Linked DNA regions of Homo sapiens: regions 1, 3, 4 and 5 are each linked to region 2. A link is a loop called in an ENCODE intact Hi-C map of the cell type or tissue named here. Cell type or tissue: Caco-2. All regions are shown on one strand. Region 1 overlaps ZNF664-RFLNA (ZNF664-RFLNA readthrough). Region 2 overlaps ZNF664-RFLNA (ZNF664-RFLNA readthrough). Region 3 overlaps ZNF664-RFLNA (ZNF664-RFLNA readthrough). Region 4 overlaps ZNF664-RFLNA (ZNF664-RFLNA readthrough). Region 5 overlaps ZNF664-RFLNA (ZNF664-RFLNA readthrough).

Region 1 (5,000 bases), 54 kb before region 2:
AGCAGGTTCAGTTCTAAGGAAAATGCAGCACTTGGGATTATGATTATACTTGTGCTTTTAGGAAAAAAACCAAACCAGAGCCTTTCAGCCAGGAAACACCCTTCCATCTGGAGTCGCTCCTGAACCACCTGCATCAGAATCACTTTGGGGTCTTCAAAAATGCAGGCTCTGGGCCAGCAGAATGAGAATGGAGGATCCACATGTCTAGCAGACTTCCCCAGGTAGGTCTCAGGCACTGAGCAGTTTGAGAGCTACCAGATCACAGCAGTGTTTCAAACTGGCCGAGACCAATTCATGGTTATTAAATCAATTTAGCAAGTCTAGGTTAGCTTTCTTATTTTTCTTTTCTTTTCTTTCTTTTTTTTTTTTTTAAGACAGTCTTGCTCTGTCTCCCAGGCTGGAGTGCAATGGCGCGATTTCAGCTCACTGCAACTTCCGCCTCCTGGGTTCAAACGATTCTCCTGCCTCAGCCTCCTGAGTAGCTGAGACTACAGGCACCCACCACCATGCCCACCTAATTTTTGTACTTTTAGTTGAGACGGGGTTTTACCATGTTGGCCAGGCTGGTCTTGAACTCCTGACCTCAGGTGATCTGCCCGCCTCAGCCTCCCAAAGTGCTGGGATTACAGGCGTGAGCCACCATGCCTGGTCAGCTTTTTTCTTTTTTTTAATGACAGAATGAGTTGGCATAGGATGGAACAGAACAAAACAGAAGTAGACAAAACACCTCAGAATGTGTCACAGACGTAAAAGTTAACCACCCAATGGGCTCACCTTGCCCGGTGCCTAGACAGGGGAATGGCAATGGATAAAGAGTAATTCACACAGAGCCGGCTGTGCGGGAGACCAGAGTTTTATTATTACTGAAATCAGACTCTCCGAGCATTCAGGGATCAGAGCTTTTAAAGATAATTTGGCCGGTAGAGGCTTGGGAAATGGGGAGTGCTGATTGGCCAGACTGGAGATGGAATCAGGGGTTTGAAGTGAGTTTTTCTTGCTGTCTTCTGTTCCTGGGTGGGATAGCAGAACTGGCTGAGCCAGATGACTGGTCTGGGTGGTGTTAGCTGGTGCATCAGAATGCAGGCTCTGCAAAATATCTCAAGCGCTGATCTTAGGTTTTACAACAGTGATCTTATTCCTAGGAGCAATCTGGGGGGGTTTAGACTCTTGGAGCCAGAGGCTGCATGACCCCTAAACTGTAACTTCTCATCTTGTAGCTAATTTGTTAGTCCTGCAAAGGCAGACTGGTCCCCAGGCAAGCAGGGGGTCTTTTCCGGAAACGGCTATTATCAATTCTGTGTCAGAGTCAAACCATGAACTGAATTCCATCCCAAAGTTTGTTCAGCCCATGCCCAGGAATGAACAAGGACAGCTTAAAGGTTAGAAGCGAGATGGAGTCGGTTAGGTCTGATTTCTTTCACTGTTGTCATTTCCTCAGTTATAATTTTGCAAAGGTGGTTTCAAAAGTAGGTATTGTTTTGTGAAACTTTGGTTTCAGCCTTACATATGCAAAGCTGAGATTCAGCTGGTGCTCAGCCTTACAGTTCTACTGGTTAAGAGATCAAAATGCATTTTTACAGGTTGTTAGACAGCTGCTGCCCACCTGCTGCCCCCCTACTGCCTTGGGGCACCCCTCCCCAAACTCTCATGTTGATTCTGGCACAGCAGGGGACTTCCAGGACACAGCTCAGCTTTGAGACCAGATCTGATGGGTCAGCCTCCTGGCCTTCCCAGATGTTAAATATTTTGACTCTCACCCCTGTGCACATGGGTATGTGTAATGGATTGGAACATTAAAATGGATTGAGATTATGTATAAGGTTTGAAAATATTGTCAAGGGGCAAGGTTTCTGAGGGGGCGGTGTGGGTGGGGGGTGGGTGCACTGGCTGTGGGAGAGGGAGTTGACCCCCTGGGCTGGCTTTCACAGGGCAAAGTAAACACACAGAGGCCTTTGCTTCCTTCTCACGGATTCAATCTGAAAACAAACAGTGCGAGGTGAGTAAATACACATGCTGAGCCCCACACTGGAAGCGGAGAGGGCGAGGACAGAAGATCAGAGGAGATGATAATGACCTTGCAGCTGAGGTCCAACTTCCAGCTAACATCCAGAGATGATCCAGAGACGTCTGGGCTTGGGAGGAATCCTGCTTAACAGCAGAAGGAAGAGAAAAGCTCCTGCCTGTGTCCACTAAATCAGCATGATCAACATCCAGTAATGAGGAAAATTTAAATCGACCAGCTCTTTAAGCACTAAATAAGAAGCAAATTCTGGCCGGGCATGGTGGCTCACATCTGTAATTCCAGCACTTTGGGAGGCCAAGGTGGGAGGATTGCTCAAGCCCAGGAGTTCAAGATCAGCCTGGGCAACATCCAGTGAGACCTCATCTCTACAAAAAAAAAAAAAAAAAATTCAAAAAAATGAGGCAGGGGAGGTGCGGTGGCTCACACCTGTAATCCCAGCACTTTGGGAGGCCGAGGTGAGAGGATCACCTCAGGTCAGGAGTTCAAGACCAGCCTGGTCAAATTGGTGTAACCCTGTCTCTACTAAAAATACAAATATTACCCAGGCATGGTGGCACACACCTGTAATCCCAGCTACTCAGAGGCTGAGGCACAATAATCGCTTGAACCCGGGAGGCGGAGGTTGCAGTGAGCTGAGATCACACCACTGAACTCCAGCCTGGGTGACAAAGCGAGACTCTGTCTCAAAAAAAAAAAAAAAAAAAAAAAAAAATAGGCAGGAAGATCACTTGAGCCCAGGAGGTCAAGGCTACAGTGAGCCAAGATCACGCCACTGCACTACTCCTGCCTGGGTGACAGAACGAGACCCTCCCTCAAAAAAAAAAAAAAAAAAAAAAGCAAATTCTGTTGTTTGAAATAAGATTCAACAACAACCAGTAATTTCATGAATTCCAAGTGGCAGGTATCATTCAACCCTTAGATCTAGAAAAAACCCATTTCCTACAATGCTGCCAGCCTTGTGTTTCTCCATAATTTTTCAGGAATAATTTTTAGTGTAAGTATAACCCATGCAATATATGGGACATTCTTATACCAAAAAATTATTTAAATGGGATATACTTATGTTACACAATTATTTGTTGTTCCTCTGAAATTCGAATTCACCTGGGCATCCTGTATTTTAATTTACTAAATCTACACAGTCCTAGGAAGCAGAATCTGCAGGAAAAATAGGAGAGAGGAGCTTATTTTCCGTGTTGGATTTTTCTGCACTGTTCAAATTATCAAGCATTAAAAATTTTAGTGGATTTTAAAAAATATAAACAGGGCCAGGCATGGTGGCTCATACCTGTAATCCCAGCACTTAGGGAGGCCGAGGCAGGCAGATTGCTTAAGCCTAGGTGTTTGAGGTCGGGTTGGGCAACATGGTGAAACCCTGTCCCTACAAAAAAAATTTTAAAACAATTAGCCAGATATGGAGGCATAAACCTATAGTTCCAGCTACTCTGGAGGCTGAGGTGGGAGAATCGCTCGAGCTTGGGAGGCAGAGGTTGCAGTAAGCCACAACACACCACTGCACTCCAGCCTGGGCGACAGAGCAAGACCCTGTCTCAACAACAACAAAATGTAAACAGGGATTATGGGAGATATGGACCATTTTTGTTTATTTTGTTTTCTTCTTTGTTCTTCGTAATTTATAAAAATCTCTTGGCCAGGCGTGGTGGTTCACGCCTGTAATCCCAGCACATTGGGAAGCCGAGGCGGGCAGATCACCTGAGGTCGGGAGCTCAAAACCAGCCTGACCAACATGGAGAAACCCCGTCTCTACCAAAAATACAAAATTAGACAGCCGTGGTGGCACATGCCTGTAATCCCAGCTGCTGGGGAGGCTAAGGCAGGACAATCGCTTGAACCAGGAAGGCGGAGGTTGCAGTGAGCCGAGATCGCGCCATTGCACTCCAGCCTAGGCAACAAGAGCGAAACTCCGTCTCAAACAAACAAACAAAAAATCTCTTAAATGTTATGTACATATTTTTGAAGTTTAAACAATTCAGCCCAATACCAGTAGAAAAGAAAGGCAATAAGGAAGCACTTTTCAGGCTGATGGGCAGAGAGAAGAAAGGGTTAAAGTCTTACGTGGAAAATGACCTGAAAATGAAGCCCTTTGAATAGTCAATGAATTGAAAGAAAATCCCAGAGATGGAAGCCAAGCCAAAGCATGGCAAGAGAGAAGTGGAAACGGGGGAATACTTGTCAGGTGGCCTGCGCGCTGGACTCCACGTTTCATTTTAACCATCCCTGCATGCTCCCAGGTTGTTGGGGTTTTTTTTAAAATTACTCTTGTGCCACAAATGAAATTCCTCTCTTTTTCAAAGTAGAAATCATAAGATGTGCTCCCATTCCTATCATTCTGGTTTTAATACTATTATTGCACAATTAATCTTAATTATTAATCTTCATATTAATCTTAACTATTAATCTTAATAATTAATCTTTGGAATAGAGACAATAGTGAATCAATGACACTTTTAGTGACTGTGTAATCCGTACATTTATGAATTAAAAAAAAATTTTTTTTTTTTTGGAGACAGGGTCTCACTCCAGTTACCCAGGCTGGAGTGCAGTGGCACATTTATGAATTAAAAAAAATTTTTTTTTTTTTTGGAGACAGGGTCTCACTCCAGTTACCCAGGCTGGAGTGCAGTGGCACAATCACGGCTCACTGCAGCCTCAACTTCCTGGGCTCAGGTGATCCTCCTGCCTCAGCCTCCTGAGTAGCTGGGACTACAGGCACACACCATCACGCCCGACTAATCTTTTGTATTTTTAGTAGAGATGGGGCCTCACTATGTTGCCCAGACTGGTCTGGAACTCCTGGGCTCAAGTGATCCTCCTGCCTCAGCCTCTCCAAAGTGCCAGGATTACAAGCGTGTGAGCCACCACACTCAGCCTGGTTCACACTTCTACTCCGTTCCCTGTAGCTCGGAACATGGCCCGGATCCTTCCTGGAGACCTCCCGGGGCCAGTGCTGACACCC
Region 2 (5,000 bases):
AAAATACATAAAGCAGGCGGAGCTGTCTCAAGCTTCCCAGCAGTGCCCTCTTAGATCAGCCCAGAGTTGGCCAACCCCCAGGCATATAACCAAGCCCAGCAGAAGCCCTCACAGACCTGCACACCCGTGAGCTAGATACACGTGTTGTTCTAAGCCATGGGGGTTTGTGGCTATTTGTTACACAGCATTACTGTGGCCATAAATAACTGATACATCTTCCTTGTCTAAAAATCGCACTTAGAGACAGGATGCCTGCACCATGGGTTTTGCAGTCAAACGCTGTGCAAACAGTGGCACATGACAGTGAAAACTGCATACCTCTTCCATGGATCTAACAGAGACTCCCTCCTCCACCAAACTTTAGTCAGGTTCCTTTGAGTCCTCTTCTCAGCTGGGCCTTGATGTGGGCCTCCCCTAGCCCTTGGCCTGCCCAAGCCAGTTTTAGCAAAAGAATCCTGCTCAGTTTATCAAGAATCCTCCCACCCTTGATATCTGATCAAGTTCTTCTTTCCCCACCCCTGCTATCTATGTCCTTGGTCTGCCTTTAGTGAGAATCCTATGAAGCCAGTTTATCAAGAATCCCCCTACCCCGGCTGTTGAATCAAGCTCCCCTGAGTAATGTTGCATCTACTCACTCCCTCACTCCCGCTATAAATGCCTTGCTGTCCCTGCTGTGTGCAGAGTGGAGCTCAACCTCTCTGCCTTCTTCAGCAGTCTTGACCCCTATCGCAATAGTCTTGAATAAAGTTTTCCTTGCCATTTTTAGCAAGTATCTGGTGAATAATTTTTCTAATACAGAGCTAAGCCTTCATAGCTATACCTCCTAAGTAGATCTTCCAATATCAGAAAGACATCCAATTCTGGAGCCTCTGAACAATCGGAAAATTGTCACCGTCAACGTGATAACAAGACTCATCCATTTATTCATTTCTGCTATGAGTATTTATGGAGTGTCTGCTCTACAAAACAAACAGGAAGAGGACATGGCTGGGGCAGGCATGAACAGTGGGGTGTGTCCCACTTCAGCATGCCATGAGTAGAGTATAAAGGGGGTGAAGGACTAAGAGAGCGCAAAGGAAGGGGTGACTCAGGACACTTCACAGAAGGGGAGACGGTGGAGCTGGGGCTCCAGTCAACAGTATCAGTGATTAGAGAGTAAGGTTTCCGAGAGAAATTCTGCGAGGGAGGAGGGGACTGAGGAGACAAGTGGCGCGGAACGCGTGCTACAGTGTGACAGCGGTGAGGGGACACAGGCACTCAGAGTGCCTGCTTTCAGGATCCCAGAGGCAGGGTCATATTTTAGGACAAGGACAATGAGTCACTCCAGATGCCTCCCAAAGAAATGATGGCGGGGGGTGGGAATTGCAAGACAGCTACAGGGTACTTCTCCCGAGTCAGTACCGCAGGACATTGCAATGAGCCATCAGTTACAAAGTGAAGTGCTCAAGACACCAAGGCCTTTGCAGGTGGCACAGTCCCCAAATGCTCTGGAAGCAATATTTTCAGTAAGACCCACTTCTCAGCCTCTTTGGATTTCCACACAGTGAGAAATATCTATCCATCAGTTTCCTCCAGGCCGAATTTTCCCTTTCTGCTACCCCGTCAACCTACCCCACACACAAACTTTGTTTCCCTTTATGTTAAACAATGTTTTTAATTATAAAAGCCATGGTGTTTGTGAATGAAAAAAAAAATGGAAAATCAGAGTAAGTACAAAAAAGAAATGAAAATTGTCCATTGTTTCGCCACCCAAGCCCGATCACTGCTAATATTTTGGTGGATTTTCTTTCAGTCTTTCTTTGAGGCATAGTTGTGTTGGATTCTTTTACCTATGCAATCATGTGGTGCATTTAATTTTGTATCTAGCTCTTATGACTTAATATTATATCTTATGGGGCTGGGCGCGGTGGGTCACACCTGTAATCCCAGCACTTTGGGAGGCCGAGGTGGGTGGATCATGAGGTCAGGAGTTCAAGACCAGCCTGACCAACATGGTGAAACCCCGTTTCTACTAAGAATACAAAAATTAGCCAGGAGTGGTGGTGCATGCCTGTAATCCCAGCTACTCAGGAGGCTGAGGCAGGAGAATCGCTTGAACCTAGAAGGTGGAGGTTGCAGTGAGCCAAGATCGCACCACTGCACTCCAGCCCGGGTGACAGAGTGAGACTCCCATCTCCAAAACAAAAAATATTATATCTTATAGATTCAGTTTTATGATTAGTGTGGCTAGTGTGCAGTTTGACATCCTATATGGTATAAGTCTGAGTTTGTTACCACATAAAATTTCATGAAAATATTTTTATGTTGTTTTGTATTCATCATAAATATATATTTTTAAAGACAGGGTCCCACTCTGTTGCCCAGGATCAAGTTCAGTGGTGCAATCATAGCTCACTGCAGTTTTGAACTCCTGAACTCCAGCAGTCCTCCTGCCTAAGTCTCCTGAGTAGCTGGCACAAGTCACCACACCCTGCTAATTTTTTAAAAAATATTTTGTGGAGATGGCGGTCTTGCTATGTTGCCCAGGCTGATCTTGAATTCCTGGCCTCAAGGGATCCTCCCACCTTGGCCTCCTAAAGTGCTGGGATTACAAATAGGAGCCACCACACCCAGCTATAAACACCTTTTTAAGGACAACAGAATCATCTATGGAATAGATGTCTTGCATAATGGTTCTGCGAACATATTTGTGCCTGATAATCTTTAGAAATACTTCCTTGAGCTAGACTCCCAGAAGTGAAATCAGAAGGCCAAGGGGCATAAACATTTTTTAGGTAAGACGGTAAAGCATAGACTTCAGAGGACTGCCTGGTTCAAATCCCAATTCCGTTGCTACTGGGTGATCTTTGGCAAACTACTGTGTGGCAGATGCACCTGACAGCAATCGCTTAAGCATCATCTGAGGATAACCTTGATAACCTTGTGGTCTAAGAAGAATGTGAGTTCAGAGTCTTAAGTGAAGGAATCCAGGAGTGGCCAAACCCTTATCTAAGAAGGACACCCAAACCCCCAGCCATCCTTTGGAATGCAAGCTGTACAAGGGGTCAAGGCTCTTTGTTTGGGTTAAATGGAGGTTGCTAGGTGAAGGGTGCTAAGTGAAAATGCTATATCAATTACATGCTTTTCACAAATGGTAGTGGTTCTCCTGGCCAGCCTGCCGCCACTGGACTGTCCCTGTATGTAAGTCCCCCCAATAAACCCTACGTCTCCTTTGCTGTCTCCAGGTCACTTCTTCAGCTCTCAGACACAATGTCATCCCTACTGGAGTCCATCGGGGTTCGGCACAGCTACTTAACTGCTCTCTGCCTCTCTCTCTTCCACTATAAGATGGGGATGATTATAGTCCATCTGATACAGGAGCTAGAAAGAAATTCTTTAGGCAGTTAGTAAGGGTAAGAGAGTCCTTGGCAAGGCTTCCTTTTTAATAAAAAGCAGCCCCCAAATCATTTCTTTTCTAACAAAGGGCAGCCTGAAAAATCAAGCTGCAGACATAGATAAGCAAGCTGGAAGCTTGCGCAGGTGAATGCCAGCAGCTGTGCTAACAGAAAAGGGCTACCTAGTGTCTCACGCGTCCATGTGAAGAGACCACCAAACAGGCTTTGTGTGAGCAACAAGGCTGTTTATTTCACCTGGGTGCAGGCAGACTGAGTCCGAAAAGAGAGTCAGCAAAGGGTGGTGGATTATCACTAGTTCTTAGAGGTTTGGGGATAGGTGGTGGAGTTAGGAGCAATGTTTTGCAGGCAGGGGGTGGATCTCACAAAGTACATTCTCAAGGGTGGGGAGAATTATAAAGAACCTTCTTAAGGGTGGGGGAGATTACAAAGTACGCTGATCAGTTAGGGTGGGGCAGAAACAAATCACAACGGTGGAATGTCATCAGTTAAGGCTATTTTCCCTTCTTTTGTGGATCTTCAGTTGCTTCAGGCCATCTGGATGTATACGTGCAGGTCACAGGGGATATGATGGCTTAGCTTGGGCTCAGAGGCCTGACACCTAGGACCCAGGCATATCCAACATGGAGGCTTCTGTTTTGTCACCATGCGTGCAGTAAGCAAACAGGCAACATGACGCTGGCCAGGTAGAGAACACATCTGTATAAAAACAGATTAGGATGGGACAGCCGGCTTCTTTGCATGCTATGTAAATGGAATTGGTCCAACCAATCTTTTGCATCCTACGTACATCAGATACCACCTCCTCAAGCTCATCTATAAAACCAATGGCATCTTGCTGGGAACCCAGAAACCCGTTCAGGACCCCTTCCTCTGCACGAGGGAGCTTTCCTCTTTCTTTTGCCTATTAAACTTCTGCTCTTAAATTCACTCCTTGCTGGTCTGCATCCTCAATATCCTTGGTATGAGGCGATAAGGCTTGGGTATGTACTTCAGACAATGGGGGTTGTTGTCAGGATTAAGTGAGATAATATATATGAAATGTCACAAGTAGTGTGAGTAAGCCCTCAACAAATGTTCACATTTATGATTGGGATTATTACCATAATTATTATTGTCTTCATCACTGCTCTGACATTTATTGATTTATACATTTATATGTATATATAATTAATTATTGTGTATATGTTTATAATATGTTTACATATTATTTATATACATTAATATTTATGTTTATGTGTTGAATATATTTATGCCAAAAAACATACTTCCACTAGAATCTCGTTCACTGCAACAGCATTGCATATTATTTTCTTCTTTGCTGATTTGATGACAAAATATTTTAATTTGCATTTCTTTGAATCCAATTTAGGTTGATCTTTCAAAAGGTGTGTTTCATATTTTTCATGGTTTATGTTTGTTTTGTCAATTCTCTGTCCATATTCTTAGCCTACTTATGTATGGAGGTTGCTAGATGGAGGGTGCTAAGTGAAAATCGTACATCAACTACATGCTTTTTACAATGGTAGTGCTTCTCCTGGCCAGCCTGCCGCCACTGGACCGTCCCTGTATGTAAGTCCCCCCAATAAACCCTACGTCACCTTCGCT
Region 3 (5,000 bases), 160 kb before region 2:
AAAAAAATCTCTAATGATGTTAATTTTTGACTTTATAATTTATGTTGTGGCTCTTGATCAAACCTGTTCATGTTTTCCCTGTATAAAACTCATAGGTGAAACTTCTCTTTCCTTTTTAACTGTGAAGAATCACAAGTGGTGGTATTGCATGTTAGTTCCTTTTTCAAAAACCCACAGGGTTTATGTATTCATTTGGCAAGCATTTAGTGAACACTCACTGTGCCAGCCACTATTTTACACCCTGAGGGTACAGCTCTTGAGCAGACAGGCTGCGGGCTTGTATTCACATCAGGGAAGACAGAAATAAAGAAGCTGATCAACAAACCAGATCACTTCAGATAGTGAGAAGTGCTGCAAGAGAAATTAAACAGAGTAAAGTAATAGAAAGTAACCATGGCACTTTAGTAGATCAAGTAGGCAGGGAAGGTCTTTTGTATGTTTAAAATGCAAAGGGAACATTGAGAAAGATCCAGCCATGAGAAAGCAAGGGAGAGCACTTCTGGCCTGGGGGATGGTTAGCACAGAGGCCCTACGGACATGCCAGGGCACCCGGTCTTCTGTCCTCTCTTGTCTAGTGGGCCACTTTTGTTAAGCTGGCCTGGTGATTTAGGCAAGTGTTTAGTGGTCCACTGTAGATAACAACTGGGGCTTAGTTGCTTCTTCTTGCTGGTGGTGGCAGCAATGACAATAGTGATGAGAGCTCCCTGAGGTGCTGGTGATGAGTTCCCTGCGATGTGCGCTGTCCGTGGGGACAGGTCATGTCTTTCACTTGCCTATCTCCAACTCAGCGTTTAGCTCAGGAAATGCTTGCGGAATTGGAGGTAGATACCGTAATTAAGGAATTAACTGGAAACCAGAGCTACCAGAGGACTGCGTGGGAAACCAGACATAGGTCTAGAGCCCAAGTTAAAGAAGAAAATTAAAGTCTGACCAGACAGAAAAAGAGAGGGAGAAACTGGGTATTTATGCCGCCAATGTACCCAACCACAATCCTCCCAGAACCAGGAAAGGATATGAACACAGTGAATTCCAGCTCATGGAGTCATCAGTGCAGTATCTCAAAGTGATAAAGTGATCAGGCAAACAGCCAGGCACACAATTGAAAGGCTGGAAATTTTCTGTGGTTACCAAAGGCCCTCCCAATGGAATTTCTGTTTAGTTTCTTGGGATTTGCCAAGTATTTTCCGGTACTTTAGTTATTTGCATATTACCTTCCATATTTTTGCTCTGTCAACGTCACTGATATAATACCTATTACCAATCATGTACCATATATAACAGATCAGCACACTTTTTCTGTACAGGGTCAGATGGTCCATATTTCAGGTTTTGTGGGCCAGACAATCTCTGATGCAACTACTCATCTCTGCATTAAAGCAGCCATAGTAATATAATATGCAAATGACAGGCGTGGCTGTGTGTTGATAAAGCTTTATTGACAAAAACATGCTATACACTAGATTTAGCCCAGGGCCATAGTTTGCCAACCTCACCCATACTATTACCTACAAAATATATTAAGGACTCACTGTAAAAAAATATATACAATAAATTAATTTAATGGAAAACTTCCTATCACTCCCCAAAATGGAAAACCAGGAGGCCCTGCCATGAATAAACAACTCCAAAGGTAAATTCTATGAAAACAAAACACGGTTATTAAATTCCAACTAGAAGGATGAACAGCCTGAGGCTTAACTTTTCTTGTTTAGAAAAAAAAAGGAAAACTTAGGAAGTCCTCAGAGGCATTAAAGACTCATTAGCACCAGGCTAAGTCTTTCTCTTTGCAATAATCAGCAGGATTAAAACAAATTGGAAGGGAATGGCTTCTCCACGAGGTGGCTTGATCTCGTTTAAGTACATTCCATTTTCCAAGTGAAGTCATCTTGCTGCCCCTACAGCGGTGCCTGTTTCTGAGAAGCCCTCTGACATAGACAGGAGGCAGCCCCCCTAAACCACACAAGGAGGTGAAGGCTGATCACCTGCCAAGAGGCAGGGCAGCCCTAGGAGGACGGCCCCCACCCCCACGTCCGCCCTAGGCAGTGTGCCTGGGGCTTAGACAGCTGCCCTCGCTGATCCCATAGGGAGGAAACTAAACCCTCCTGCTGAATTACTGCTGGTGACAGGCTATGATGTGAGCCCTCGCTGGAAGGATGACCCAGGACGCGTGCCCACCCTGGCACCTGGATGATTATAAAAAGCCAAATCTGACTCACTCTGCTCCGGCCCGCCCGGCAGCATACACTGGACTGCACTGGTGAGCCCTCTATCTGCTTGTCCCCTGATCTGTCAGGGGCCCCAGGTGGGAGGTGGGTAACCAAGCAGCAGGGGTTGTAAAGCCTGAGCCCTGGGGGACCCAGATGATCCCAGGGAAGGAGGGGCCAGGGTTTCCCTAGGCAGCGCTGGTGCTCCTAAGCTTCATCCGATGGAAGATAATAAACCAGGGCTGAAAGGCAAACAAGGCTAGGCCGCAAAGTAGAAGGTGTGTTAGCTCAAGAATTATCAGCCACTATTACCGTGAGTGAGTTAAACACTTGATTCAAAGAGCAAACTCAGGTGCTCAGCTCACGCACACTGTGCAAACAGGCGGGGCACAGGTGGAGGGCCCAGGAGACACGTGGGCACCAGGCCTCCAACGCACCCCATCCGGAGCCGGAGAGGCCCCTGGAAGGTTTGTGAAGCTCATAAAACCCAAAATTGAAGATTTCATGGGGCTCCAGGGCGAGGGTGCAGCCTCAGGAGCTCTGAGACTCCTACAGAGTCCCTCTGCCTGCTCAGGAATCTTGTGCCTCTCAAGCTAGTTCATCCCACGGGGAAAGCAGGAGACAGAGGACAGCAGAAGCCGTCAATGTCACGCACTCATCCCCTGGGCACTCAGGGCCAGAAGTGCCAGGGACTCTGTGCCTGCTCCCCTCAGGAGGAGCCTTGAGTGGCGACCAACTGAAGTTGATCCCTTAGGGAAGCAACTCCAAGGTGCGTTCCTCCCGTCTTCCAGGGTTCCTTACTGGGATGGAGCCTCGGTGGCCCAGTAGTAACCAGCTCCCTGACGCATGCTTTCTTTCCTGCCTGACTCCCCGCTGCTTCTCTCTGGGAGGTTCCTGGAATCACATCCCAAAATACTCCTCGCACTCAAATCCTCAGCTCACAATCTGCCTCTGGGGGAATCCAGCCCAAGCCTGGGTGTTTCACAAGTAAACACAAAAATATCCCGAGACAGCAGTCGACCAGGTCTGTTGCTAGCTCACCCAGTGCATTTGCACAAGTGAAAAGAGGGCATCCCTTACTCTGGTGGACCCAGAGCACATGTTAGAGTGCAGAGCTTAGGGAGTAGAGCATGGATGCTTTCAGCTCCCATCGCTCTCCTCAGCTGGAACACCCTTGGACAGTGAACAACCTGCCCAACCATACACGACATCTCTACATTCTTAAGCTAGGTGAAGAGCTCATTTTCTGGAAGAACCAGAAGAAGTGATTTTGAGAGAAATTAAAAATAATTAGAAAGAACCCATTGTGTTGGATTGAAATCAGAGTAATTGGTATTAACTCATGGTAACACATATACACACACGTATACACACGCAGATGGATAGATGTATAAATAAATGCAAATGTGTGCATGCATGAATTAGTGTACATATATATATTTGCTGGCTCCAACACACCCAGAAGCAATGACATCCCAACAGTGAAGAGCACCCTTGCACTCAGATCTTGGTTCCTATGCACCATTCTCCAACCAAGCAACCAGTGAACACTTGGAGAAAGGGCTACTTTCAGGACTGGGATGGGGAAAACAAAGATGATCCCATACTGTTGGAAAGTAAGGATGTACTAAAAATAATGATAGCATCACATCAAAAGGGCATTGCGGCAAACTACAAGAAGCACCCAAAGCCCAAATCTGAGAATATTCAAGCCAAGAAAAACAAATAATGATAGTAACGGGTATTGCCCACAGAATAAAATATGTATCCATGAGTCCATACTGCTATGAATAAATGATTGATCTAATAAATAGGATGGGGAGAACACACAGCTCTTCCTGATGGTAGAGTTCTAATGAATGAGTGTGTAGGAGAGATGATGAAATAGAAAGTCACCATTAAGCAAATATGGCAGTCTTAATTACTGCAGGCAGGAATCAATGATGCATGCTAAAACCATCAAGTAAAAATATGAAGAGAAAGGGGACATTTGGAAGTTCTCAAGTATCTCCCCATAAGATACTTATTAAATACACAGAGAGAAACCTGGCAGATGCCACCTTAACAAAGGTCAATGTCTCCAGTGAAAAGGTGATAAGGTTAACATCACCCCTGGTAAGATGGATTGAGGACATGACATCACTTCCGTGGTATTCTTGTATAACCTCAATGTAATCATGAAAAAACATCTGACACAACCAAATTGAGGGACATTTTACATAATTGGCCAGTATTGTTCAAAAGTGTCAAGGTCATGAAAGATACAGAAAGACTGACCATTGGCTGATCTAGGTTGGTCTTGCTGGGACAACTGGGGCCACTCAGCATTGCTCCATGTGTCCCTTACCCTCCAGCAGACCAGCCCACAGACATTCTCAAGAGTGTAGCAGAGGGCAAGAGACCAAGCAGAAACATGCAAGGCCTCTTGAGACTCAGATGTGGAACTGACCCAGCCACTTCTGCCTCATTCTGTTGGTCAAATCCAGTCACATGGCTGAGCCCAGGGCCAGCATAGAGGGTGCTGCAAAGTTAATGCAGGAATCAAAACTACAGGGAGTTATCACTGCACACCCCATAGAATGACTAAGTTTAAAAAGACTGACAATAACAAGTGTTAGCAAGGATGTGGAGCAAGTGGAACTTGCACATACTGCAGACAGGAATGCAAAATGATAGAGCTTTGGAACATAGTCTAGCAGAATTTATAATTAAACATAAACTTACCATGCAACCCAGCAATTGCTCAACTCAGTGTTTACCCCAGAGAAATGAGCTACATCTGCACAAAGACCAATA
Region 4 (5,000 bases), 120 kb before region 2:
GAGAGCAGAGGGAGCCCTGGAGAGTTGAAATAGGGAGTAAAATAGAGAAGGGGGTACCTGCAGCTCCTCTCCCAACCCCAGGCCAACCTCTGGCCCCTCTCCTGGGGAGATGGAGCTGTGGATCTCATTACTAGCCCGATCCAGCTAACAATAAAGCTTTGTGTTAATTCCTCTTCTGATATCAATTCTGGGTGCACAGCTCCTCTGGGACACCCGTGCACAGGAGAGGTAATGGGTGGGGCATGATCCGGACATTTGTGGTTGTAATTCCATCTAACAACACAGAAGTCTTCACCCCTTATCAAGCAATACTGTCAGGGTGTGTTTCTCAGGATAAAGGATGGCTTTACTGATTTAACGGGGGAGGGGACAATCCAAGAGGGGAGGACATGATTTAAAAGGCTATTGCTATATCCAACTGAGAGATGAAGAGTTTGCAAACCTTAGCAGCATTAGGTCCAAAAAATATTTGGGAAGTAGCACTGGCAGAGCTTGGGTATCGACTGGATGTGGAGGAGGAGGACGCCGACATTTCTGGCTTGGGTAAGCGGATGGTGAGGCCACAAACTGAAACTGAAGCTTAGGGAGGTGGATGGTGATGGGAGTTTGTTCAGGGATAGGTTCAGTTTGATGTGTTTCTGGGCAGCCAGCCAGGCAGGAATGTCGTGTGTGTGTGTGTGTGTGTGTGTGTGTGTGTGTGTTTCTGTCTGTCTGTCTGTCTGTCTGTCTGTCTATTTGGGTGGGTGAGATTCTCCATCTGGGGAGGGAGGGAGTCAGATATCGCTATGGTAGTCAGAATCACACAGGTCACCGTTTAACAGAATACATCAAATGCGTGAAGAAATGTAAGGGCCAATTTCTAGGGTGGTTCAGCTCATCCAGAGGCTGTGAGTACAATTAGGAAAGTCAGGAGTTGGGAGGGGAACGAACAAAACAAACTGTACTTAATTGACTGGGGCAGATTGATTGCAAAAATGACCCCAATTCTCACCCCTCCCTATATCCACACTCCTTTTCATAGTGACTTTGCACCTTCTCCCTTTAGGAGGCAGAGTCTATTTCTTGCTTTGGGCCCAGCTATGTGACTTGTTTTGGCCAATGGGATATGGGAGAGGTGGTGGTAGCCCAGTTCTGAGCCTTAGGCACCTGCCTGTGCCATGGGAACAAGCTCCCATGGAGAAGAGACCCCATGGAACTGAGTCGTCGCAGCTGAGGCCACGTTGAACCAACCAGCCCCCAGCTGACTCACCAGCTGCCCATAGAGGCACGGAGGTCAGCTGAACCCAGCCCCATCAGCAGAACTGCCCAGCCAACCAATAGACTCGTGAATAAGAATAAGTGGCCATTGCTACAAGCCATTATGTATTGGGATGTTTTGTTACACAGCATATGTAACTGATACACTGGCCTTGGGAAATAACTCGGGGAGGTCTGTACCATGTAGCTCGTGGACTTGGAAATGTTATACACAAAATGAAGAATACTGATAGGTACAAAAGAAGTCACCATTCTGTCCTCACTGCCTCTATGTACACTCCCAGAACTTGGTGATATTGTCTATTTCTTTGTACCAGTCTCCCTCCCTGGGTCCCAGACTGAAAGGAAAACATCATAGAAATGGCTAGTAGGGTTTCTCAGCCTGGGCACTGCTGAAATTCGGGCTGGATCGCCCTTTGCTATGGGGCTGAGCCTCAGCAGCATCACTGGCCTCTACCCATCAGATGCCAGGAGAGCTCCCTCACCCAGCTGTGACACCCAAACATGTCTCCAGCCACTGACAAATGTCTCCTGAGGAGAAAAAAAAAAACCCAACTGAAAACAGCTGGGCTAAAGGATTTTAGAAAAACCATCAGGCCAGCCCTCATAGAACAAACAGGCAAATCAAGACTCCAAGACGATATACGGCTGATATGGCTGCTATAAGAGCTGTCACTCACTCACTTGTTTATTCATTCATTCCCAAACAATCACTCAGGCCCACGAGGTGCTGGAAATTCCAGGCCCTGTCCCCAGGAACTCATAATCTAGTGGGACACAAGCAAACAAACGAGTGTAAGCCCTGAAAAGTCAGAGAAAATATGTAATGCAGATAAGCAGGAGGCATTCAGGGGCGACTTCCTGGAGGAGGCAGCTTTTTGGCTGAATTTAATTGCTGAGTCAGACATCTCTAGGATAAAAAAGGGGCTGTTTGGGGAATATGGGAAGATAGAATACATAACAGGTTCTACAGGTAATTGGGAATAACCAGTGTGTGGGGGGCGAGGCTGCAGACCGGAACACGCATCTTACGAGAAGCAGGACTCATTTTCCAGGAGTTGTGGCCATCTAGCCTCTCCCTGATCACACACGTTCACGCATCACTTCCCACAAATCTGCAATGAGACAGAAAGCAGACACGGGCTCTAAGTCTCTGCCACAGAGCTGGAGCCAGGACCCAGGGAGGCTCTAGCCAGCCAGCACGGTTCACGCAGAGGACTGAGGGGAAACAAGGCTCCACTGTGGGCCCTGACACATAGGAAGGCCCGGCCCAGCCGCTCCTAAGGGCTGGCACACGGCTGCATCAGAGAAGACGTGAAAAGCAACATTGTGGACCGGCTGGGCAGGAGGGGACTCTGGGCGCCTCACATTCCTGCCTTTGGGCTCCCTTGATCCAAAAGAACCATCGTGCTGAAAGAGAGAATTTGAAATCCTTCCACCTAGCCCTCTATCTTGAGGCAGGTAAATGGAAATACCAATCATTCAGCAAATATTGACCAAGGGCTGCGTACGCAAGGCTGTGCATGAGGTGTGGTGGTGAATTGGGTCTCAGAGTTTAGTGGGAAGCAGGTTGATAGTGCCAGGCATTTGACAGACACTTCCAGAAAACACCGAATGTGCATCTACTATGTGCCAGGCACTGTTTTAGGGATGGGACATTGACAGAAGCTTTTCCTGGTAGCATGACACTTATATTCCAGCCACGGGAACAGGCAGTAAAGCAGTAATTAAATAAACAAGAACGGTATTAGATAAGTGCCCCTGGGAAGATAATAAATTGGGATAATGAGATAGAAGGGACTTGAATGGAAGAGCAGCTTTGGGGAGACGGCCGCAGACAGCCTCTCTGATCAGGCGACAGGTGGTCTGAGGCCAGCCTCGGCTTATTGAGCATGGACCAGGTAGGTGCCAGGCACTGGAATACATCAGTGAATGAAATTGACAAAGATCCCCGTTCTCATGGAACCAACAGGGAACCAGGAGTGAAAGAAGCTGAGCAATAAACAATCCTCTAATAAATACATTCTCTTAAGTGTTAGAAGGTAACAAAGGGCAACGCAAACAAGAAACGGTGGGGCAGGGAGAAAGCAACTGGAGTGCTGAGGCTGTGGCGGTGGAAGAGGCAGAGCGGGGACTGCTTAAAGGAAGCCCCCCGCACCCCGCCCGGGACGTCTGGGTAAAGATGCAAAGGCCAAAGTCACACCAGTAATCTGGAGAAGGGTGTCTCAGGCCAGCAATACAAGCAATACAAAGAAGATAATTTGTTACATATTTATTACATATGCTATTGCAAAATATAGTAATTATAATTGAATACAATGTTTTATAGTAAAAATCTATTGTTGAGAAGAACGGAATTCTTTTTGGGAGCTCAGGAATAATATTTTGCTGAATGGGAGTTTAAAGCCAGTATCCCGTATAACCAAATGTTCATACAAAATCCATTCTTAGGTTATGGGCTATTGCATATATAACAAATTGTCTTCAGCACTAAGCTGAACCAGGGATGCTTGTTACACAGCAGCAGCTAACAGGAAAGCCTGACCAAGCTCCGTGCCTGGCCCAGAAACTCCCCCACACCCAGCTCCTTCCACACACGCACACAATCACCTAATATTTTCAGGTCAAATATCCTTGACTTCTTTTGTTTTGAGGACTCTCCCTTCCAATCTACCGCAGCGACTCTTTCCTGAGCCCACATACTGGACCTTCTCAATATCCAGACTTGGCCCAGCTCTGAAATCTTAGACCCTGGTGTCCCACCCTGGATGGCCACAGCTTCTGCCTCTCTGTTCCCTGCATTGCTTCAGCTTCTTCCTTTTCTGACTCTTGCTCTGTCCGCTTCAGAGGCTCTTACAGCCCCAGCAACCCATCTGCTGTTGGCTGTACTTTGTAAACCTCTCTTGTTCGCACCTTCCTTTTTCATTTCCACCACCTCTCCCTTGGAACGAGCTTTCCTCATTTCTCCCCAGGGTGATTGCAATAGCATCCCTCTTGGTCTCCATCTCTTGCAGTCCAGCTTTCTAACAGCCGTGAATGTGACCTTCCTAAGGCATAAATGTGGATCACACACACACACACAGCAAAAATGTACAAACACCAGTTGCATCTCGAAGTTCCTTCCTAAGGGGTCCTTCTTAGGAAGCCTTCTCCAATATCACCAAGAGGCACTAGAATCTCCTTGGCAGAGTTGCCAACACGTCCTGATGATATTGATTTGTCCTTGCTGTTTACTTGTGTGTCCCCCTATCACCCAGACTATGAATAACTGAGCACAAAATGATTGCCTCATCCACCGGCAGCCTAGTGCGGCACCCAGCATAGGGTAAAGACTTATCCAAAGGAGCCCACCAGCCACATCCAGCCTGCGCTACTGCCTGCTTTGCACGGCCCGTGAGCTAAGGATGAATTTTGCATGAACATCGGACACTAACTTTAAACTCCCATTCAGCAAAATGTTATTCCTCAGCTCCCAAAAGAATTCCATTCTTCTCAATAGGAGACTTTGACTGTAAAACATCATATTCAATTATAATGACTATATTTTGAATTTTGTCAATAAACATTTGGCGTCAATTTGTTCTACCTCATGTTATATGGGTCTATATATTATGCCTGATTTTGTCTCCTGGCTCTCCGGGTCTAAAATATTACTTGACCCTTTACAAAACAAGTTTGCTGATCGTATTGCAAGATCTACAATCTCAAGTGCTGCCTTGACATCTTGGGGCCTTGCAGGACCT
Region 5 (5,000 bases), 110 kb before region 2:
AATCAACCATCTCCCAGTCTCCCTGAAAGAGAGACGGCTACTCTGCAGCCAGGAGGGAGCACGGAGTGTTGTGCATTTGTGTCGATAGGGCCAGGGGAGGAGAAAATGATGGGCAGATACCTGAATCACAGGGAGAGCCTGGGCATGCAGGGGCGTGGGAGTGGGTGAAAGCAGGTGCGAGAGGGATGGCGAGAGACATCTCTGTTCTTGCCCGCCAATGCATCTTAGGTGCCAGGCTGTTGTCCATGAGAAGGGTTGACCAGACGGCCCTAGTTTGGGGGTTCCATGGGGAGAGGCCAGGCAGGTATTGGCCACAGGCGGCTTGGGCATGGTAGGCCGGGGGCTAGCACAGAAAGGAGTGAGTGGGGGGAGGGTGGGCTTGATCCCGTGTGGACAGAGGAGTCAAAGGCTGGGCAGAAGACTCTTCCATGGCCACAGAATAGGCAGGCCCCTTTGCAGTGTGGCTTAGTTGCTCCTCCTTCCTAGAGGTGGAGTCTATTCTCTACTTCCTGGAATCTGGGCTGGCTGTGTGACTGGCTTTGACCAATAGGATGCAGTGGAAGTGACATCATCTTAGAGCCCAGGCCTTAAGAGTCTGCAGCTTCCCATCTTCTTGGAATTGCACCCTGAGGCCTCCATGCCAGGAAGTCAGTCCAGCCGACTGGAGGCCGGGAGACCACACTGGGGAGACCAAGGCCGGCACCAGCCACCTATCAGGCCCTCCAGTGCCATCTGTGCTCTCCAGTACAGATGGCCCCTCTCCAGGGGCCATCTCGGATCTTCCAGCCCAGGGATTGTTGGCTGAAGACAGACACTTTAGTGAACCCAAGTGAAACCAGCACAGGAACCTCTGAGCCAACCCACAAAAACACGAGCGATTCATTCTTTGAAATCACTAGGTGTATGGAGCGGCCTGTTACCCAGGTCTAGGTAACTGACACTGGCAGACAGATCATCGGAGAGTGATACATATTTAACCCAATATATCCAAGATAGCGTCTGTTTCAGTAGACAATCCATGTCGAAAAGGCTGATGGGGTATTTTGCTCTTTTTTCATACTAAGTCTGCCAAATCCAGTGTGTCTTTTATACTTTAGCTCATCTCAATTCCAACAGGACACATTTCAAATGCTCAGCTGTCACTTGTGAATAGCAGCTGCTGTCCGGGAAAGACAGTTCTAGGTTGATGCGATCTGGAGGATGACTTGGAAGGACAGATTAGAGACAGGGTGAGGAGGTGGTGAGTTCCGGGAGAGGCTCAGACAGATGATAAGGCCTGAGCTGTGTCCTCTGGAATGGAAAGAAGGTGATGGGTTCCAAGGACATTCTGGAGATGGAAGTCGGTGGTTACAATGCGTAGAATGATGGCCTCCCAAAAATACGTCCACCCAGAAGCTGTGACTGTGATCTTATTTGGGAAAAAGGTCTCTGCTGATGTTATTAAGGATCTCAAGCTGTGACTATCCTGAATGATCTGGGTGGCCCCTAATCCCAGTGACAACTGTCCTTATCAAGAGAGGAGAGAGGCCAGGCACCGTGGCTCATGCCTGGCACTCCCAGCACTTTGGGAGGCCAAGGCAGGAGGTTCTCTTGAGCCCAGGAGTTCGAGACCAGCCTGGGCAATAAAGTGAGACCCCCATCTCTACTAAAAAAAAATTAGCCAGGTGTGGTGGCATACACCTGTAGTCCCAGCTACTTGGAAGGCCGAGGTGGGAGGATCACTAGAGCCTGGGAAGTTAAGGCTGCAGTGAGCCGTGGTTATTCCACTGCACTTCGGTTTGGGTGACAGAGTGAGACCTCATCACAAAAGAAAAAAAAAAAGAAAGAGGAGGAGACACAGAGACACAGAGGAGGAGGCTGTGGGAGGACAGAGGCAAAGACCAGAGCGACGCAGACACAGCCAAGGAAGCTGGAACCTTTAGAAGCTGGAAGGGGCAAAGGAAGGACCCTCCTCCTAAAGCCCCTGGAGGGAGCGCAGCCCTACAGACACCTTGCTTGTGGACCTCCAGCCTCCAGAGCCATGAGAGGATCCGTTTCTGCCACTGTGAACCCCCCATCCTATGGTAATTTGCTACAGCAGCCCCCAGGAAAACGGATGCACTACTGCCCTGATGTGGGTGGTGAGCAGACCCCAGACTTCAGGACACACAAGTGGGCGGACGGTGACACCCTCAGCAGAAATGGGAGCTGGGAGGGCAGAGGAACTGCATGCAGAGGCTGCAGAAATCCAAGGAGCTCACGCTTAGCAAGCACAGAGTATGCAGGCGCTATTCTAAATGCTTTATTTTATTAGCTCCATTCATTTCCTCCATGACCTCATTATGAGTAGGAGATACTCATCTCCATGATACAGAAGAGGAAACTGAGGCACAGAGCGGTACCTGCACAAGACCACACACCTGGTAGATGGAGCCTGGATTTGAGCCCCGGGTGTCTAAGCATTGTAACGCCTCTCCCCGACGTGTGCAACCTCTGGTGCAAGGGCCAGGCTTGGGGACAGACAGGCAGAAAGCAGGCATGAGGGGCCCTGGAGAAGAAGAAGGGACTGGCCGAAGACAAGCAGACCCTGGGACTCCTTTGGGCTGTCCATGGTGAAGGACAGTTTTATCAACATGCACATTAAACTCTTTGAGGTGGATTAACAGTTCACCAATTTCCCTGTGTCCACCTGCTCTAAAGTCACCGCTGAATGCCAAGAAGCACCCCAGGGCAGGGGAGCCTGCGGGATTCCTGGCAGAAATCAACCCAGCAGGACTCATGCGAGCAAGGCTGCATTTTCCATTTCCAAACACAGCCTGCGCCCCCGCTCTGCTCCCTCCAGGAAATCCTGTTTGTGCTATTTTGGGAAAAATGGATGGCTTTTTTTTTTTTTCCTGGGCCTTCCAGGAGCCTGACAGATGGTCCCAGATTTGTGAGCTGTGTTTCCAGGGTGGCACCCAAGGGACTCTCCCAATGATTCTTTCTACAGTGTCAGGCACTGCAAGCCAATTTGTTCCTTCAACAAATATTTATTGAGAGCCTGTGGTATGCGAAGAACTGTGCTAGGTGCTGGGAGATGACTCAGAATAGGTTTATCGACCGTGTCTCATGCCCTGGGGCACATGGGGGCCAGCAAGATCGTAAGGCAGGGCCAGGGCCATCCCCAGGGGGCTTTGGAGCCCTCAGTTGAAACATATTTATGAGCAGCAACTTCCAAGTTACCCCATAATACACGGACACCCCCCAGAATGTTTTCAGACGAGCTAGACCAGGTTAAAAGAAGTAACCGTGGCAGCATTAAAATGGAGAAAAATCACAAAGGAACACAAGAAGGAGGAGAAAGCCGTTTGTCTTCAGGAGAGGAGAGTGATTTATAAAGAGAAACTGCTGGCCTTTCTCAAACCTGCTGGAAACCCAGCTCCTTCCCTTCTCCTGGGAGGAAGAGGAGGAGGAAACCAAACCGGGCAGGCACCAGCCTGGAGTCGGGGACTGCTCTGCAGAGCCCGTGCTGTTTCTGTTCTCAAGGAGACTGTATTCTAAGCAAGGCCCTCAGAAGGTCCAGGGAAACCTGGGAAAAATATTCCATGGCCATTCAGCCAGATTCCGCCATGGTGGCCAGGAGCCATTTGCAGTGTGTCTGCCACCGTTATTACGGCTGCGATGAACACGCAGCAACGAGAGGGCTGGTTTTGGATCTCACAGGTGAATCCCAGCCTCACCTGTCCAGGTGAGTTCCAGGAATAAATACCTTCCCTGGGCCTGTTTTCCCATCTGTAAGTGGGGGTAATCAAGGCACCCCCCTCAGAGGGTCGGGTGGGTTGAATGTGACAATGTGCGTGTCTCTGGCACACATCAAGTTCCCTGCCAGTGTCACACTTGACCAAGCTCAGACTGTAGAAGGGCAGCCTCTTCCTTCCAGTGAATTCCGTCTCCGTTGGATCGGACTCCCTAGATGGAGATAAAACTTCTGAAGCAGGGCGATCTTGGAGTCTAAGGAGAAATGGTCCCTAGGAACGTGGAGAAGGCCGCTGTCTTTATTCAATGTCCAGGCCGACAGGCGTCCTAGCTCGAGTCACCCCGGTATTTTATTTTGGATATGCTCGGGCAGACAAGATCAGGAAGCAGGCCGGGCCTGCCCTCCACTCTCCCCCTCCACCCACCCCCACCTACCCAATCTGGTTCTCAAGGCCGACTTTCCCCACACCAGCCTCAGCGCCAGGCCTGCGCCCAGGGAAGCAGGAGGTTCTCTGTGCCCAAGGTTCTTTTTAAGAAAACTCAGGCCAGGGTGCTGTGGCTCATGTCTGTAATTGCAGCACGTTGGGAGGCTGAGGTGGGCGGAATGCTTGAGCCCAGGAGTTTGAGACCAGCCTGGGCAACATGACAAGACCCTCTTTCTACAAAAAATACAAAAATTAGCCAGGCATGGTGACGCGCGCCTGTAGTCCCAGCTTCTCAGAGGCTGAGTTGGGAGGATCACTTGAGCCAGGGAAGTTGAGGTTGCAGTGAGCTGAGATCGTGCCACTGCACTCCAGCCTGGGTGACAGAGTGAGACCCTGTCTCAGAAAACAAACCAAAAAGAATCCCAAAGGATTTTTAATGTCAGACATTAAATGTATTTTCAAAGTATTTTTCCCAAAAGTACTTTTTAAAGAAAACATTATGCAAATGTTTAGTTAGTAGTACACGTACAACTACACGCGCCACCCAGAGTCAACAATTGTTAACATCTTGCTGTTTATTCTCCCTCCCTCCCTCCCTCTCTGTCTCTGTCTTTCTCTCTAGCCTCTCTAATATCATCTAATACACAGTCCACATTCAAAGTTCTCCAATCTCCCACATATTCTCTTCCCAAAGGATCTCCAAGTTGTGTCAACCCAAGCAGATGTGGGAAGAAGATTTATCAGCCACTGAGGCCAGCTCTGGATCTGATTTTAGCCTGAGTGGCAAAGAACCGTCCAGAAGGATCGACCTCACGAAAAAACTCCAGGCCACACCACGCCACGGTGCCCTGGAGTCTGGGG

The links. Peaks named below come from ENCODE experiments on the same cell type or tissue, not always from the same donor. Only the 100,000 strongest peaks of a DNase experiment are listed, where the experiment ranks them.
Region 1: a loop joins it to region 2, with 2.5 times the contacts of the local background. A loop is called at or near these places in 1 of 110 quality-filtered maps.
Region 3: a loop joins it to region 2, with 9 times the contacts of the local background. A loop is called at or near these places in 1 of 110 quality-filtered maps.
Region 4: a loop joins it to region 2, with 10 times the contacts of the local background. A loop is called at or near these places in 1 of 110 quality-filtered maps.
Region 5: a loop joins it to region 2, with 9 times the contacts of the local background. A loop is called at or near these places in 1 of 110 quality-filtered maps.

The regions. Positions count from the first base shown.
Region 1 is chr12:124,127,871-124,132,870 of GRCh38, reverse strand. The region is part of intron 2 of ZNF664-RFLNA (ZNF664-RFLNA readthrough); the gene reads right to left. Among named protein-coding and RNA genes, the nearest start is that of ZNF664-RFLNA, 160 kb to the right of the region's middle. In Caco-2, no CTCF peak of the experiment used is centred here; a DNase peak (open chromatin) is centred at 2,030.
Region 2 is chr12:124,074,014-124,079,013 of GRCh38, reverse strand. All of the region lies in intron 2 of ZNF664-RFLNA (ZNF664-RFLNA readthrough), which reads right to left. Among named protein-coding and RNA genes, the nearest start is that of ZNF664-RFLNA, 100 kb to the right of the region's middle. In Caco-2, no CTCF peak of the experiment used is centred here; DNase peaks (open chromatin) are centred at 2,553, 2,963 and 3,563.
Region 3 is chr12:124,229,667-124,234,666 of GRCh38, reverse strand. The region is part of intron 3 of ZNF664-RFLNA (ZNF664-RFLNA readthrough); the gene reads right to left. Among named protein-coding and RNA genes, the nearest start is that of RFLNA, 63 kb to the left of the region's middle. In Caco-2, no CTCF peak of the experiment used is centred here; a DNase peak (open chromatin) is centred at 2,446; H3K4me3 peaks cover 1,179 bases.
Region 4 is chr12:124,192,830-124,197,829 of GRCh38, reverse strand. The region is part of intron 3 of ZNF664-RFLNA (ZNF664-RFLNA readthrough); the gene reads right to left. Among named protein-coding and RNA genes, the nearest start is that of RFLNA, 100 kb to the left of the region's middle. In Caco-2, no CTCF peak of the experiment used is centred here; DNase peaks (open chromatin) are centred at 2,005, 2,468 and 2,769.
Region 5 is chr12:124,186,708-124,191,707 of GRCh38, reverse strand. The region is part of intron 3 of ZNF664-RFLNA (ZNF664-RFLNA readthrough); the gene reads right to left. Among named protein-coding and RNA genes, the nearest start is that of RFLNA, 110 kb to the left of the region's middle. RefSeq lists a silencer at 1,031-1,325 and enhancers at 2,550-3,070, 3,071-3,590, 3,591-4,111. In Caco-2, no CTCF peak of the experiment used is centred here; DNase peaks (open chromatin) are centred at 537 and 3,037.